Regions from separate parts of the Homo sapiens genome. Here region 2 is linked to region 1. Evidence: chromatin loops called from intact Hi-C (ENCODE). Cell type or tissue: endothelial cell of umbilical vein. All regions are shown on one strand. Links, peaks and the distances in the headings refer to the core of each region. The heading gives the core; the rest is flanking DNA.

Evidence for each region. A loop is a pair of places that touch in the nucleus more often than their neighbours do. Peaks named below come from ENCODE experiments on the same cell type or tissue, not always from the same donor. Only the 100,000 strongest peaks of a DNase experiment are listed, where the experiment ranks them.
Region 2: it touches region 1 in a loop (15-fold over the local background); 22 of 110 quality-filtered maps call a loop at or near these places.

What each region holds. Positions count from the first base shown.
Region 1 is chr1:116,495,862-116,504,039 of GRCh38, reverse strand. It overlaps LOC112268235 (a long non-coding RNA gene), which reads right to left. Exons shown (of 2, transcript XR_002958352.2): 2 at 1,403-2,847. Among named protein-coding and RNA genes, the nearest start is that of LINC01762, 21 kb to the right of the region's middle. RefSeq lists cis regulatory regions at 1-99, 828-880 and an enhancer at 4,906-5,005. In endothelial cell of umbilical vein, for the core only: a CTCF peak has its summit at 4,789; a DNase peak (open chromatin) is centred at 4,829.
Region 2 is chr1:115,807,528-115,815,705 of GRCh38, reverse strand. No RefSeq gene overlaps it. Among named protein-coding and RNA genes, the nearest start is that of NHLH2, 30 kb to the left of the region's middle. In endothelial cell of umbilical vein, for the core only: no CTCF peak of the experiment used is centred there; a DNase peak (open chromatin) is centred at 4,285; H3K27ac peaks cover 810 bases.

The DNA of each region.
Region 1 (8,178 bases), core at 2,688-6,687:
CCATGAGTGCAGAGTCCTGGGCTGCCCACACGGGCCCTGCTGTGGGGCCTCCATCAAGTGATGGAAGCTCCCTGAGCCTGCTCTGAGCCTGCTCCCAACCTCAACATGAGGAAAATAATGCTGTCTCCACTCACCTAACAGGAGTGAGTGAAATCATTGTGAAACACTGAGGCACAAAATAAGCATGAACGCTTTGATGAATTGGAGTGGTCATGATATAAAAGACTTGACAAACCACAGGAGGAAGTTGAGAGATCCCCTTGCATAGGGAGACAGTGATGCTGGTTCCATTTCAGCTAGAATGAAGGGTGAGAAGGCCCTGGCACCAGGGCTGCCTAAGAACATGGGGGTGGATCATGTCTGATTGCATAAACCAGTAGGGCTTTCTGGAGCAACTCCCAAGCAGAAGCCTCTCCCAGTGGATTCTCCGCCACCGCATCTGCCCCTGATGTGTAGCTTTCAGTCTGTGACAAGAGTATTTGGGGTTGGATTCAGTAGACTGGACTGAGTTTCAAATCTCAGTTCTATTTATGACCTGAAGACAACCCTGACCTTCAGTTTCCTCATCGGTATAACAGAATAGCAATACCTGGTCCATGTGATTGTTGTGAATATTATATATGAAAGAACTGGACAAATCACATTTGAGCACTTACTATACTCTTGAAGAATTTGAACTAGTTTAACTCTATTCTCCAGTTCGGGTGCTCCCCTCCGCAGTAGGAGGAGAAGAGGTTTGAGGGAAGGAGGACAGATGACATTTGCAGGAATTTGGCCAGGCATTGTGCTATGTGTTCTCTGTACAGAGACTCATCTGACCCTTCCACAGCTGCCCTGTGAGCCATGTACTCTTATCCTTACTCTACACTTGCACGCCTGGTGCTCAGAGAGGGGAAGCTATCTACCTCAGTGAACCTAGGCCTGACACCAAAAATCTATATCTTTTATAGACACCCACAATCGATTATAACACCCACAATCTATCAAAACTACAATTTATTTTTTTCTGGCTGACAATGCAAGAAAATCTCAAGGTGGAAATTCATGCAGATGAGATAAGTTTCAAACACAATCTCCTATTATTCAATTACCCTGTTATCCCCCATTAAGCCATCTCTTAGATGACCCCTGGTTACCACTGTCCTTCTTATCTCAGTCTACCTCCCACCCAGGCTTATGCTGGAGAAGCACAAAAGTACAAGAGACCTTAGAGATCGTTTGATCCAGCTCCTGCTCTAAGAGCAAGGAAACTGAAGCCCAGAATGAGTTCCAAAGCCGCCCAGTAGAAGCCTGCTCCTGAGGGTTGTCCCCTGCCCCCTGCCCCACTCTTGCCCTGGGAAACCCGTGCTTCCTCCCCTCTTGCCCCTTTCTCAGAAGCAGGCGGCAGAGACACAACACAAAGGACAGAGCGCATCACTATATTTTCCTTTGAACTGTACAGCTGGTTCATTTTACCCACTTTTTTCTTCTAGATCTAGGATATCTGATTTTGAAGAAATGAATGTTTTCATAGAAAGTGGAAATAATAACTCCTTTTGCTAAAAAGAATGCAGAGGGAGGGGATGACCCAAGAATTGATGGTGCATTGCATTTTGTGTAACGTTCTAAACAAGTAAGCGAGGTCCTTTCCTGCCCGGGCCTGAGCTTCTTCTGCACCTGCCTCAGTCAGCTGCGGTGCTGTTCTGGCTGCATCCCTTCTTCCTATGGCTCCAGCCAACCCTTCTTCCTTGGGTCCTGGGCCTTGCTCCCAGGGCCAGCAACCTTCTACTGAACCTCCAGCCATGATGGTTCATTCCAGCTCCCTCTCATTCTTTCTACTTCTTGGGTTATTTCTCACATTCTATATGAGGTAGTTGAGCATTCTGTTCTATTTTGAGGCTGCGCTCCATCACAGAATAAAAATTGCTCAAAATCAGACACATCTGCATTTCAAAGCTAATTCCTCCATGACTACTGACAGTTGTGTGACTCTGGGCAACTCGGTCTCCAGACCTCAGTTTCATCATCTGTAAAATGGGGGAAATAGTATCTCTTTAGAAGGTCTTATGTCAGAATCAACCAAATAGTGTCATTAAAGAGTTTTGCATATGATAAGGGCACAATAGATGGTTGCTTTTCTTCTTCTAGCAGGCTGATTATCCTAAATCTTATACTCCTGCTAAGTCTAGTTGTGGCGCCCCCAGGAATCCACCTGGATAGCGCCAAGTCGAAGTCATCTTTATGTCACCCAGAGATCTGTCAGGGTATGCCTAGCATCATTCTGCCCTACATGTGGCTAAGTGACACTGCTGCAGCTCCATGATATTGCATGCACCACCTTGTCTGGAGCCAGACCGGGCATGCCTCCAATGTCATAATAATCTTCAGGGTGTGATTATCACAGCACACAGAGGCCTGCCAAGGCCCTAGAAGAAAGTTATGATAGGGTGGAAAAGAAACGTGCCTTGGAAACTTGGGTTCAGTGTCCTGCTGTGTCACTTACTATCTCTGTGTCCTTGGGAAAGTTCTTTAGATTCTCTCCATTTTAACTGTAGAAAGCGATAGAAATTTCTTCCTCCCTCCTCCTCTACCCTACCCCATTTCCCTTCAACAAATATGAATTAGGCATCTAGGCACTGGGGAAGCAAAAGCGACTAGAAACAGATAAAATCCCTCCACGATGACATCATGGAGCTCATTGTCTGATGAGGTAGAGGTATGTTCATCAAATAAATAAATGCAAGACTGCAGCCCTCAGGACACTTTATCTGATAGGTTCATGGTGCCAGTGCATGTCTCATGGTGCAATTTGAACCTGTCAGTGAGGTCATGGAATGCATTTTGATGAAGTTGTGACTTCATAGCAACCTGAAAGACAAAAAAGCAGTTACCAGCTAAGAGGGGTGAAAGAGCTTTCCAGGCCAAGGACGGGGTTAGTGTAAAGTCTTAGTAGATGGAGACAAGGGATGCTGGAGGAACTAGAAGGCTGGGGGAGTGCTGGGCAGAGACGATGGCTGGAGGGGCCAGCAGACACAGTGTCTCACAAGCCTTTTAGGCCTTATGAAGGATTTTGGTCATTAGTCTCTTAGGAGCAATTGGTAGCCCTCATATGGTTTTAAGAGGAGGGGATAGACATTCAATAAGTAATTTTTAGAAGAATAAATGAGTCTGTTAATCACTTATCTCCCAAATCACTTATCAAATTAAGTAGTTAGTCACTTATCAAGAGCTTGAATGTACGGGACACAGCAAAGGATGTTTTGGTAGAAAAAAGGGATGGGAAAAATCCGGAAGGTGAGGTGCTGTCTTAGAGTTGAGGCCCAGACACTGTGTCACAGTGGGGTCCCTGGGCCCTGCGGGAAGATCTGAGTACTGCGCACTTGGCATGGGTGTGTGGTTCAAGACAGATATGCTGAGGAAGAAAGGGGAGGATATTCCAGTGTCTTTAACATCAAAGACGCTTTGCTTACTTCATGACTTGAGATCAGGGTTAACCATTCTTGAATATGTTGCAGGTGGAAAAAGAGGAAAACCTAGTGATTATTTGAGGCCTTTACTGAGCCAGTCACATCTCCTAAACCAGTTAGAGGAGTTCATTATCTGACATGGTAAAATGCAGATGTCCAAACTGAAATGCAATTCAACCCTTATAAAGACATTTTCTGATCCTGACATTTACTGACCCTGACTTTCTATGTCTGTAAATTGGGAATAATGATACCTATCTCACTGGGTTAAATGAGAACATGTACATACTGTGCTCAGCATAGTGTCTGGGATCTGTGGCAGCAGCTATTTTCATGGCAATTATTCTGTATGTATGACATAACTTTAAAACTTCTCTAGGGACCAACAAGGCAATGCAATCAAACACCAGCACAGCCAATAAGGGGCAATACGGAGTGGTGGGGACTGTGGCAAACTGGAGAATCCTTACCTGTCCAAAGAGGGCAACAGCTCCTCTTTAGTTTCAGCTATTAGCTACTGAGCAAGAACTCAAAACAAGTGCTTTCTGACTTTTCCAGAAATGCTGGAAATCCTAATGCATAATTTTGTTATCCAATTCAAATAAAAAACTGCAAACAATAACAACCACCAGAATTAGCAACACTATGGAACACAAAAAACAGGTTCTGGAGCAAAGCTAGGCTGAAAGCAGCTAAAACAAAGTTTTACAAAGACCAAGCTGTTCTGGGAAGTCAGATCTGCCTCACAGAAAAGACTCTAAAAGCATGTGAAAGGTCATAATAAAATCAGGTGCAGGCCAAGCGCAGTGGCTCATGCCTGTAATCCCAGCACTTTGGGAGGCCGAGGCGGGCAGATTACCCGAGGTTGGGAGTTCGAGACCAGCCTAAACAACATGGAGAAACCCTGTCTCTAGTGAAAATACAAAATTAGCTGGGCACGGTGGCACATGCCTATAATCTCAGCTACTCAGGAGGCTGAGGCAGGAGAATCGGTTGAACCCAGGAGGCAGAGGTTGTGGTGAGCCGAGATCGTACCATTGCACTCCAGCCTGGGCAACAAGAGCAAAACTCCGTCTCACAAAAAAAAAAAAAAAAAAGAAAAAGAAAAAGAAAAAGAAAAAAAAATCAGGTTTGAAGGAAGCGTTCCAAATACATTCTGTGAAATGGCAGCATTGTTAGAACATGCAGGCACCAACCTCCCTCGGGAAGGATTTTGAAGAGGACAATGCTCATTGGGTTTTAGGTACTGGGGCAATTACTCAAATGTAATAATCTTGAACACACCCAGCTTCTGGGAGCCTGGAAGGTGTTTGCCGAGCTGCTTTTAGGGACAGTGATACCAGCAATATCCACTGGGGGTCTCTCTCATACAAATAATGGCATAGCTGTTCCCAGCAGTTAGAGGAAATGGCAGCCCTGGGACCTGGGGGGATCCAAGGGCAGTCCACGTCTCCATGGGAAGATGGCAGCAGCTCTGTGGCTCTTCACAGTGAAGTGACGACCTGTTGTTAAATGTTTAACAGAAGCCAAACTTGGCTTTTAGGGGACAGCTCTCCTGCCAGCCAGCCAGCTTGCCAAAGGAATCTTTCCTGTGCACAGAGAGCACACTGGGCTTGGAGACATTCTCTGCACAGTGGGATTTGGTGAGAATCTTAAGAGTTTCTGTTCAAGGTCAGTTTGTCTCTCTCAGACCGTGGCACCAAGGAACCTGCTGCTACCCTACTTGATGGGGCTGAACAGGAGATATATTCCACGCTTCACAATTGCCACCTTTCGGGAGCGGCTTCACCAGGTGAAGAAGCCCTGGTTTAGAGATGAGATCTGGGTTTGGGTTCTGGTTCTGCCCCTCATTAGCCATGTGACCTTGAGCAAGCCTTATCCTTTCTCGTTCTCGGTTTCTTCATCTGTAAGATTAGGAATACTCATCTCTAATACTAATCTCAAAAATTGTTTTGAGTGTTAAATAGGAACGAATGCATATGAAACTTTAGAGAAGGGCTTGGCAGATGTTTTCTATGAAGGGACAGATAGAAACTATTTTTGGCTTTATTGACCTTACAGGCTCTGTCTCAACTACAGAATTCCACGATTGTAGTAGCGTGGAAGCAGCCATAGGCAATTCATCAAGAGATCAGCAGGGCTGTGTCCACTAAAACTTTATTTTACAAAAACAGGCAGTGGGCTGGGTCTTGCTCATGGGCTGTACTTTGCCTATCCTCACAGCCTGTTTCTGTGAAGCCCGTGAGCTCAGGATGGTTTTATGTTTCTAAAGGGTTGTAAGGAAAAAACAAAGAAAAGGTGACAGTGCCCAGAGCGAGTATTTACCACCGGCTTCTTGGAGAAGCTGGCTGGCTCCGCTCTAGAGCATTGCAGGAAAGTCAGCCCAGGAGGCAGGCAGCTGTGTCCCTGAGTATCAGGGGGCCTGCCTGGTAAGTCACAATGAAACAGACAGTGGCCAGATGACCCCTGGGCCCTATCCAGCTCCAGGGGCTAGGGTCCACATGACTCTGATGACCGAGCTCAGGGGCTAGAGGAGGGAAGGGAAATGGCCCCCTAGTTCTCTTTTCAGTTGTCTATTTCAGATGGTCCTTATGAAAGAGGATCAGCAAAGCTTCCATCAGAAAATGAACCAATAATCAAGTGAATGGGGCTTTCGTTTCCTGAATTGTCTCTAGCCTGTGAGGCTGTGCTTCCATATGGAACTTCTGAGTTCTCTACGAACTCGAACAATGAGTCATGGGCGAGCCCAGGACTCCCACCCACTTGGAGTCATGGGGCTCTGACATGGAGACAAGACCACAGGGTTTCTGTCAGGCCAGAGCCCTGACCCCTCAGCTAAGATGTTTCTTCTTTGTTCTAGATTCAGTCATATAAGCAGAGGCAGCAGGTACTAGGCCTCAGAGTAATAGTCCCTGAAGAAAATAAAGAGAAAGTCTGTCTGAGAAAAGCCAGTTGTGCCAGTTAAAGAATGACCTATGGCCACAATGCCTTACTGGAGGGTGCTTGGGAGCCCATGTCCTCATGTCTGTTGTATCGGGTTAGGGAGATCCTGGTGCATTTCAGTGGGGAGGGGGTTGCTGCTGGTCGTGTTTTCACTCCTTCTCTCTCCTTCCCCAGTGACCCCAAGACAAAATGCTGTTAGGTAAGTGGGGTCTGCTTAGCCCCACTAAGTTCCCCCATCCACCATTAGGAATCAGTGGTATTGTTATAGTCTACCAGGACCGACCTGGTGCTGCTCAGAACCAGGGGCTCAAGGCAGGGCCTCCCTTCATCTTCTTAAATTATTCTCTAGCAGCTCTGAGTCTCCCAAAGATTGGTCCTAGAGAAAAGACTATGTCATTTACTGCTTTTTCTGATGGTAAAAACATGCATATTTACTGCAGAAAATTTGAAAAATAGAGAAATGTGTAAAGAAGAAAACGTACAAAATAACTTTAGACTCAAAACCAATCTGATTAAATCAGGAAATCATTATTTATTGAGCACCTACTATGTGCCAGCCACTGTTGTTCTTGGTGCTGGGGACATAGCAGTGAAAAAAAAACAAAGTCCTCCCCTTCGTGGAGCCTATATTTCAGTAGGGACAGTCAGTACAGTACAGGAAGGGGCTGGGCTGATGGAACAGGATGCCTTTTTTGATAGGGTGGTCAGGACAAGAGGAAGCAAGGGATGCAGCTATTTGGGGAAGAGTGTTTCCAGCAGAAGGAAGAAGACCTGCCCAGGTGTCGGATAAGAGCCTGCTTGGTGCATTCAGGGATACGAAGGAGGCCAGCGTGGCTGAGATGAGGTAGGGGCAGCCGGGGTGAGAACAGGTGGGACTTGCCGGCCATGAAGAGGACCTTGGATTGCTGTTGAGTGAAATGGAAAGCCAAATGTAGGGTCTTGAACAGAAGAGGGACATGATGAGCCTTATGTTTTGAAATGATCATTCTGGACACCAGATGGAAAATAGACAGGGGCTGGGGGTGGGGTTGGCAAGGGGAGAAGCTTGGAAGCCATTTGGTTATTGCGAAAGTCACACAAAGCTGTGAAAGCAGAGCTGGCCTGGTTGAAGGAAGGGTGGAGGTGGGGGGAGGGCCGGCATTTCCTCCCACTGAGCCTCTGCCCTTCCCTTTTCCTGCTCTCTGAGGTTCCACCATGGGACCCCAGGGTACCTAGGATTACAATTTGAAAGCTATTGGACTAGAGGTTCTCTAAGGGCCCTTCCAGCTTTGCCTCCTGTGCTCTTGTGTTTCAGGACCATGCTGATTCTGTGGGACCAGGCCCGGGCTCTACCAGCCAGGCCTCTGAACATGTCAACTTGAGAACTGAACAGGTTCAGGGTCTAGGAAGGGGAGACATTTCAAAATTTTAATTAAAAAATATTTTTAACGTTTAAATTTTTGTAGAGACAGGGTCTTCCCATGTTGCCCAGGCTGGTCTCAAATTTCTGGGCTCAGGTGATCCTCCCGCCTTGGCCTCCCAAAATATTGGGATTACAGACATGAGCCATGAGATTTGGAAACTTAATTCAGCTCCCACATACTAAACGTGGCCAGCCCTGTGTGGGGATTGTAAGAGGGGATAAGTAAGAGGAAATGTCTGCTCCAAGAAACTCACTGGCTGGGATGGGAACTAGGGAATCACACAAATGGCCCAGCCCAAAGTCTGAGAGGCCCCGGCCCCTCCCTGCCTGGCCTTTTTTCCATGTGGCCCCTGAGCCAGTGGTTCCCAAACTGGGCAGGTCATGGGG
Region 2 (8,178 bases), core at 2,019-6,018, 690 kb after region 1:
CAAGTTGGGGGACAAGTTTGCCTTTGCCTCAAGCTCCTCCCTCCCTTGTCCTTCACAGGCCAAAGGACCAGACTACCCTCAGAACCACCTGCAGAAGAATCCTGTTCCCTCCCATGCTAAGTTTCTGGGTGCATAGTTAGAGGTCTTGCCTGTCTCTAACCCTGTTTTTCACCTGGCTTGGGATAATGCAGATAATGCAAAGAGTTGGAGCCTGTGCTCAGCTCTGTTAACTACTTGTGAGAGGTGGACACAAGCACAGGCCTGTAGTCAACATTTGTTTGCACCATGAATTTATTATTTATTATTGTGTCCCTGAGACAATATGACCCATAAAGAGATGGTGCCAGTTAATCGTAGGTCAGTCTCCATTCAAATAAAGTCCACATTCTCTTTGGAGAGCAGACATCTTTGCAAGACTACTGACTACCAGTCATCTCCAGCCCTTAGCTTAGGCTTGATCACTGTGACTCTGATAAGCTTCTCCTTGGCATGCTAGCCTCACACGCTCTCTCTAAGTCTACTCCAAAAGGCTTTCTGGCAGCTCTATTTTGTAGGCTTGGTCTGTCCCACCCACATATTTTCTATTGCTGATTGCCAAGATGCCTGTAGCCAATGTTTGTTTGCACCATGAATTTATTCTCTAGTAGGAGGAGGGATAAGAAGTTCAATAGCCGAATTAGTATACAAAAAGGGCAAAAAGAGGTAGTGTGGAAATATAAATTAAACTCTGTGGGATCCCAAGAGAAAAGATGATTAATTACAACTAAGTGAATCAAGAAATGCTTCACGGAAATGGTATTCACACTGGGCTTCTGTGGGCAGGTTTCAACAGACAAGGTGGGAAAAAGGCATTCCAAGTGAGAACAATGTAAGATGGGGACAGAGCTGGAAAAGTTCAGTGTAGGTGGAGTTCTGATCATCAAGGGCCTTCAATGCTGTGCTCAGGAATTTGAACTTCATTCCATAGACAGTTGTGGACCAGTGGAAGCTTCTAAGCAGAGGAATGGTATCAGATCTGATGATAGTGACCATTTATTGAGTACTCACTATAATCTAGGCATCGTGCTAAACACTTCACAGGCATTCACTTAGCCTTCATAATCACCCCATGAGGATGGTGGACTTGGACAGTAGTTTGAGAATGGGCTAGAAGCAAAATAAATGGTTAGGGATGACATAGTAGGAGAGGCCATGGTCTCAGTGGTTTAGTCCCTTGTCCCTAAATTGTAAAGTTTACTAACAATGGCAATGAGAACTGGAGTTAGAAATCTGAGGTGGCAGAATCAGAGGACCTGGTGACCAGTTAGCTCCTGGGGTCAAAGGAAGCAAGTGGTTAGGGGATCTAGTAAACAATGCCAGCAGACCCTTGTCTTGGGAACTTAGCTCCCCTACCTTCCACCAAAATCCCAATCTCAGGAGAAAGGGGCATTTTGCTATCCACTGAATATGAGACTTGAAGATTCAGAAGATTATAGCCATGAAGGCTTTTCCAGTTGGTCCAGGTGGGAGACCAGACAAGATGTAGAAGCAAATCAATTAGGGGCAATAAAAACACTTCCCTATCTGAAGCGCTCATCATATGGCAGGCACTGCACTAGGCACTTCATAGACCTCATCTCACTGAATATTAACAATAACCTCATGATTAGGGTCCCTGCTGTACTCTAAGATAACTGAGATTTAGACAGATTAGGTAACTAGCCTGGGTTCACATACTAAGCAGAATTGAGATACACACCCAGAGTCTATGCTTATGACAGTGCAAGAAACTGCCTAAGAGGAAGACTTAGGCAGAGAAGACTATGACAGTGCAAGAAACTGCCTAAGAGGAAGACAGACTTCTCAAAAAGCAGCCAAGACAAGTCTGGCTCAAATTGGATTCATTCTCATGTCTACTAATGCATTTATTAATTTACCCTTTCATTTATTCATACACTAAACAATTGCTGAGCACCTGCTCTGTGCGGGCATTGTGCTAGCTATTTGGGATAAAAAAAAACTAATAAGACACCATGTCTGTCTTCAAGGAGACTATTCTAGAAGTGAAGGCAGGCAAGTGAACAGATAATTATAATGCACAGAGGAGGAAAGCAGCTAACCTGGCTTGTGGGGCTAAGGAAGGGAGTTGGAGAAGACTTCCTAAGGTGATACCTGAGCTCAGTCCAGGAGTAGAGGGTGGCTAGGCTAAGGCAAGGAAGTGAGAAGAGAGCAATGTTCCAGGCAGTAGGACTGTTGCAAAGGGGTTTGGGTCATAATCCTGAGAGACATGATCCAAAATGCCATAATCCTGAATACTGAAATCCCAAAAGATTTAAACCCCTAAAGTCTAAATTACAATCACAGTATAGACGTATCATTTTAGGCAGAACTATTACTTGTTATTGTCTTCATTGGAAATGAGGTATGTTTAAGGAGATGTGTGTGAGTGCCAAGTTGACAAGGGGTGAACTTGTGGACTTAATTTTAAATGTCAACTTGACTGGATTAAAGAATACCTAGAAATCTGGTAAAGCGTTATTTTAGGTGTGTTTGTGAGGGTGTTTCCAGAGGAGATTAGTGCCTGAGACTGAGTGGATTAGCTGGGGAAGATCTTTACCCAATATTAGAGGACACCATCCAATCGGCAAGGGTCCTGGAGAGAACAAATACAGAAGGCTATTGGCATCTGAGAGCTGGAACAGACTTTTCTTCTGCTGCCTTGGACATTAGAAAACACTGAAACTTCCTCAACAAATGAAGAGATGTCCTTTTTGTGCACCTGTATTTATGAAAGATAAGATTTCTCGAGATCGGCCGGGCACGGTGGCTCACGCCTGTAATCCAAGCACTTTGGGAGGCCAAGGCGGGCGGATCACGAGGTCAGGAGATGGAGACCATCCTGGCTAACACAGTGAAACCCCATCTCTACTAAAAATACAAAAAATTAGCCAGGCGTGGTGGCGGGCGCCTGTAGTCCCAGCTACTCGGGAGGCTGAAGCAGGAGAATGGCGTGAACCCAGGAGGTGGAGCTTGCAGTGAGCCGAGATAGTGCCACTGCACTCCAGTCTGGGCGGCAGAGCGAGACTCCGTCTCAAAAAAAAAAAAAAAAAAAACAATTTCTCGAGATCTCAGCTCTTTGAGAAAGTGCATATGATGAGTTGGTGACCCATTGCATTTTTTGATCTATTTCATCAAAAGACTTAGGTTGTTTATCACAGTATTTCAGATGGTTACAGTTATGAGACTGGGTGTACACAATTACCAACCATAATGATATTTATATATACATTTCACTTTTTGACCTATTTCTTTATGAATACAGTTGTCTGCTCATCACGATGTGACTGTCAGTATACCTGAGTAGTTATGATTGCAAAAATGTATTACTTTTATCTATTTTATTGTATAAAGTGGCCTGTGAGTGTTCTGTCATTTTTATATGTATCTCAAATAAAATATCTTTAAACTAATTTTAAAATTACTTTTCCCAGAATTGTAATTTTGTGATTTTGATTTTTGGGGATTTCAACATGTGGGATTATCACATTTGAGATTGTGTCTTTTGGGATTATGATTGGCTCTTGGTGCAAAGAAACAACAGACAGAAACAACAAGCTCTATACTGAGATCTACAAGCAATTTGGATTGTCAAAGGCAATCTTGAGAGGCAGAGGAGACAAGAGGCTGGAGTAGGGGCAAGAGAATGTTCCATTCAGAGTCATGGAGCTTGGATTTCATCCTACAGGCCATGGGGAGCCACTGAAGGGGAGACTTAGTTTCATTAAAGCTCACTCTGACTGTAGTGGGATGACAGTGGGCCAGGAGGCTGGGGAGGAGCCTGCTGCAATGGTACAAGTGAAGGATGACGTTGATCTGGACTAGGTAATGCTGGCAGAGGCTCAGAGGAAGGGCAGGTCTGAGTAATGTTTAAGGGTGAAATGGGTAGCACTTAGGAGTGATGCTCGGTGGGGACAAAGGGTTGAGGCCCCTTGAGGATGACTCATCCTTGAAGGAATCCCCCAGCAGGTTTCCCACTCTCAGCAGTAGCATAGGTAGTGTGGACACTATCAACCCTTATGCCCAGCACAGATGGTCTGACCAAATGCTCATGGTTACCAAAACACTGCTATTGTGGGGAGCTGAGTCTCTATGCAGAAAGGCTTCAGTCCTGAGGCCACTGGCCAGAAAAAGTCCCTCTGCCTCCAAACTACCCCTTCTTGCTGGGAAGGAAAGTGTTAGCTCAGGAGATCTGAGTTGCTCAAACCCTATACATTCCCAAGAAAGGCCTGATTTCCGCAATGGCCCTTGGCCAGTTTCCGGGAGATAAGCTCTGAGTCCCTGGATATTCTGCCTGATAAGGGACATTTTGTTTGCTTGAGGCCTTGGGTCACATGTTACCAGTTGGATCAGATTGTGCTAACAATGTGACTTGTGGCAAACACTTGCTTTTGGTCTAGGAGTGCTGGAGTCTGAGTAGCTGAAACCAGTCACACAGGTACAGCATGCCTACATGACAGATCCCCAATAAAAACTCTAGACACCAAGGCTTGGGTGAGCTTCCTTAGTTGGCAACACTTTATATGTGTTATCACACACTGAGGCTGAGAGGATTAAATACATCCTGTGCAGCTCTATTGGGAGGGAACATCTGGAAGCTTGCACCTGGTTTCTCCTGGACTTTGCCCCATGTATCTTTTCCCTTTGCTAATTTTAATCTATATCCTTTTGCTGGAATAACCTGTAACCATCAGTACAACAGCTTTCTGAGTCCTGTGAATCTCTCTAATGAATTGTCAATGAAACCTTGAGCGCCTGGGGACCCCTGACACACACCCAACTCTGGAGTGACAGAAGAAGGGACTGTTGGGAAAGCATGCAGCCAGAACCTGGCATTTCACCACAGAGTAGGTTCTGTGCAAACAACATAAGTGGGGCACTTATGTATTGCACAGAACAGATGGGCAGGAATGAACACTTGCAGAAAACACTGGGAGGATGTTTCCCAGCTTATCCAGAGTCCAAGGCCACTCCGCTCTTCTCCAAGTGGCCTTGGTGGTCTTGCTTTTGTCCAACACAGCACTTCACCTTTTAATTTTCAGCTTTTCCAAAAAGTCTAATTGTCCTTCTTCAACTCTCCAGCTTATTTCTTTTGCCAGATAGTCATGTCCAAACTGGGTACAGAACTGTAGGCAATTTTCAGATACTGTAAAGTAGAATTTACACTGAACAACAGTTGCAAGAATCTACAGTATGTCCTAGAAATGCAATACATTGCTGTGCCGGCAACTTATAGGTTATTTGAATAACATGCTGTAAACAGCTGGTAAATTAAACTTCTCAGCAATGGGTATAATCCATAGCCAGAAAACCTGAGGTTTGATTTTATGCAAATACAAGCTTTTTGTGCACAATCTTACACCTTACTTTTATCACTTTGTCAGCTGGTTTATAAAACATAAGATACATTTAATAAGTGGTGCCCACCTCCTCTACACTTTTTCCAGACGAGGACTTAGATTAATAGGTATTTCTGCTCATTATGTAGTCCAAGCCCATTCTTGTTTTTAATGACAAGCCTAGGCACTATGAACATTTTACATTCCAGTAAACATGATGACATCCTTGTATATATTTGGAAAGCCTCTCTGAGTTCTCCCCACAACCAAGTGTAACAGCACATGTAACAGCATACTCCCTTCCCCTGGCCCTGCCACTTCCTGGCTTGGTTTTCCCTTCATTATCTCCCACTCTCCACTACTGTTGGGGCCCTCAGTTCTGCACCTAGGTTAGTGGCAAGCAAGACAGGAATTTCTTCATTGTTTATGACCTCGTAGAGGCAGTGTTCTATGCAGAATACAGAAAGTTGGTTATTATAAGCACACAGAAATGCAATACAGAAAATGAAGTAATACAAAGTGATTGAAAGGGTGGGAGGACGGGATTCTAGGATGGGCCTCCAGAAAGCCACTACTGGAACTGCTGAGTTCAAAGACACGCCGCCATGCCTGCTACCCAAGGATCCACATCCTCTGCTGCCTCCACCACCTCTTGATGCCAGGAAGCTAGGGACAGACACTACCACAGTACATGCCCTCTGTCCTCAATCTTGCTTACCAGCAACAACAGCAAATGGGACAGGAAGGCAGCCTCTGCCTTGCTTCCACTATTCAAATCTCACTTGTGCATGTAAATGGCAGAACCTAAGTGTATGTAAGACCTTGCTTGCAAGGAAAGCTTGAGAAATGAAATGTTGAACTTTCCAGCACTCACAGTACAGGAAGCAGACCAGGAGGTGACAGGGTGGAGGTTGAGTCAAGCAGTTTGCTATATTCACCACAGGCTGGTAAGGTCCCTTTAAGATCTAACAGTCCATGTCTGACCAGGATCCTGAGGAAGAAAATGCAGTAATTTTAAGGAAATAATATAGAGAGGGAAGTGTGCCTTCTACTACCACCTCCTCTTCCACTACCATCTATAGGAAGAAATAATTTCCAGATCACATGCTGGAGTGAAGAGAAACCAAAAGAAACTTGAATCTGAAGCTTTGCCTTAACAGTTTGGAGGCTTTCATGGGAAGAGTACATAGCTTTTTAAAACTATGATTTCAAACTTATGAGCTGTTTCATGTCTTGTAAGAGGTGGAGGTCCATATATAACAAAATTTAGATACGTAAGTAGAAAGTAGGATCCACGCCTGTAATCCCAGCACTTTGGGAGGCCGAGGAAGGCGGATCATGAGAGGTCAGGAGATCGAGACCATCCTGGCTAACACGGTGAAACCCCGTCTATACTAAAAAATACAAAAAATTAGCTGCGCATGGTGGTGGGTGCCTGTAGTCCCAGCTACTCTGGAGGCTGAGGCAGGAGAATGGCATGAACCGGGGAGGCAGAGCTTACAGTGCGCCAAGATAGTGCCACTGCACTCCAGCCTGGGCGACAGAGTGAGACTCCGTCTCAAAAAAAAAATAATAATAATAATAAAAAAACAACATGAGAGAAAGAAAGAAAGAGAGAGAGAAAGAAAGAAGAAAGAGATAAGAAAGAAGAAAGAAAGAAAGAAAGAAAGAAAGAAAGAAAGAAAGAAAGAAAGAAAGAAAGAAAGGAAAGAAAGAAAGAAAAAAGAAAAAGAAAGAAAGAAAGAAAGAAGGAACTTGGGATGGGGATGATGGGGTGGAGACTTGTCTAGTGAGAGAAACACATCTGGGACATGTGATTTTCAAGGATATTACGTAACTATTTACAGGATAACTCTGAATGAAGAGTTCAAGAAATTTGAGAGTGTGATTTTAGGAATTCAGATGAAAGACAGAAGAATGATGAGAAACTAAGAGTTGGAGAGTTTGTACAATTCAATATCATTGTAACTTGCAAACAAATAAAATATTGTTTTAAGGCAGGATTTATTAACCTCAGCACTATTGACATTTTGGGCCAGATAATTCTTTGTTGTGCAGGTGTCTGATCACCAGCAATGTCTCCAGACACTGATAAATGTGTCCTGAGAATAAGGGGTAGGGGGTTGGGGGTTAGGGGATAGTTGGGAGCAAAATTGCCTCCAGGTAAGAACCACTGTTTTACAGTTTAGGCTTGGGTATCAGTGTGTAGGCTCACATTAGCAATGGGAATAATAGGGAAGACAACAAAGTTGGTAGAATTTGGAACTTGGAAAGTTAGCAGTTTCCTTTTAATCTTACATATTTGTTTTAAGGGTGTCTTCAGGACCTCAGCAAACCCTCCTAGCATTTCCTGTTCATTCCAACATCCCACAGGTATCTTTGTTGATAAGGGCTCCCCCTACTGGGCATGATGTCCTTAAGCCTTCAGTTTACAAAAGCTAAGATCTTAGCTAGGCTATTCGAGCAACCACCCCCTTTCTCCCCTGTCACTATTGTACTAAAGAAGTTCAGAGGCCATCTACCATCCCATTAGTGGAATAGTTCCACGTAAGGGCCTTTTAAAGTCCTAGTTAGATTCAAAGACTTCTGGAAGAGAGGACAAAGTTCAGTGCAAGCATCAGTGACCCCTCCACTCTGAAATGAGATATCAGGGTTCAAGTCAGCCAACTGTTATACAAAACATTGTTACCTGGAGTATCTCCTTGCTTCATTCCCAAAGTATGTGCTTATCTGTATCCTCAGTGAGTCTCTGCCAGTGACCATGTGTCTGACCCTGAGATGTGTTTTCTTAATTCAACAACTG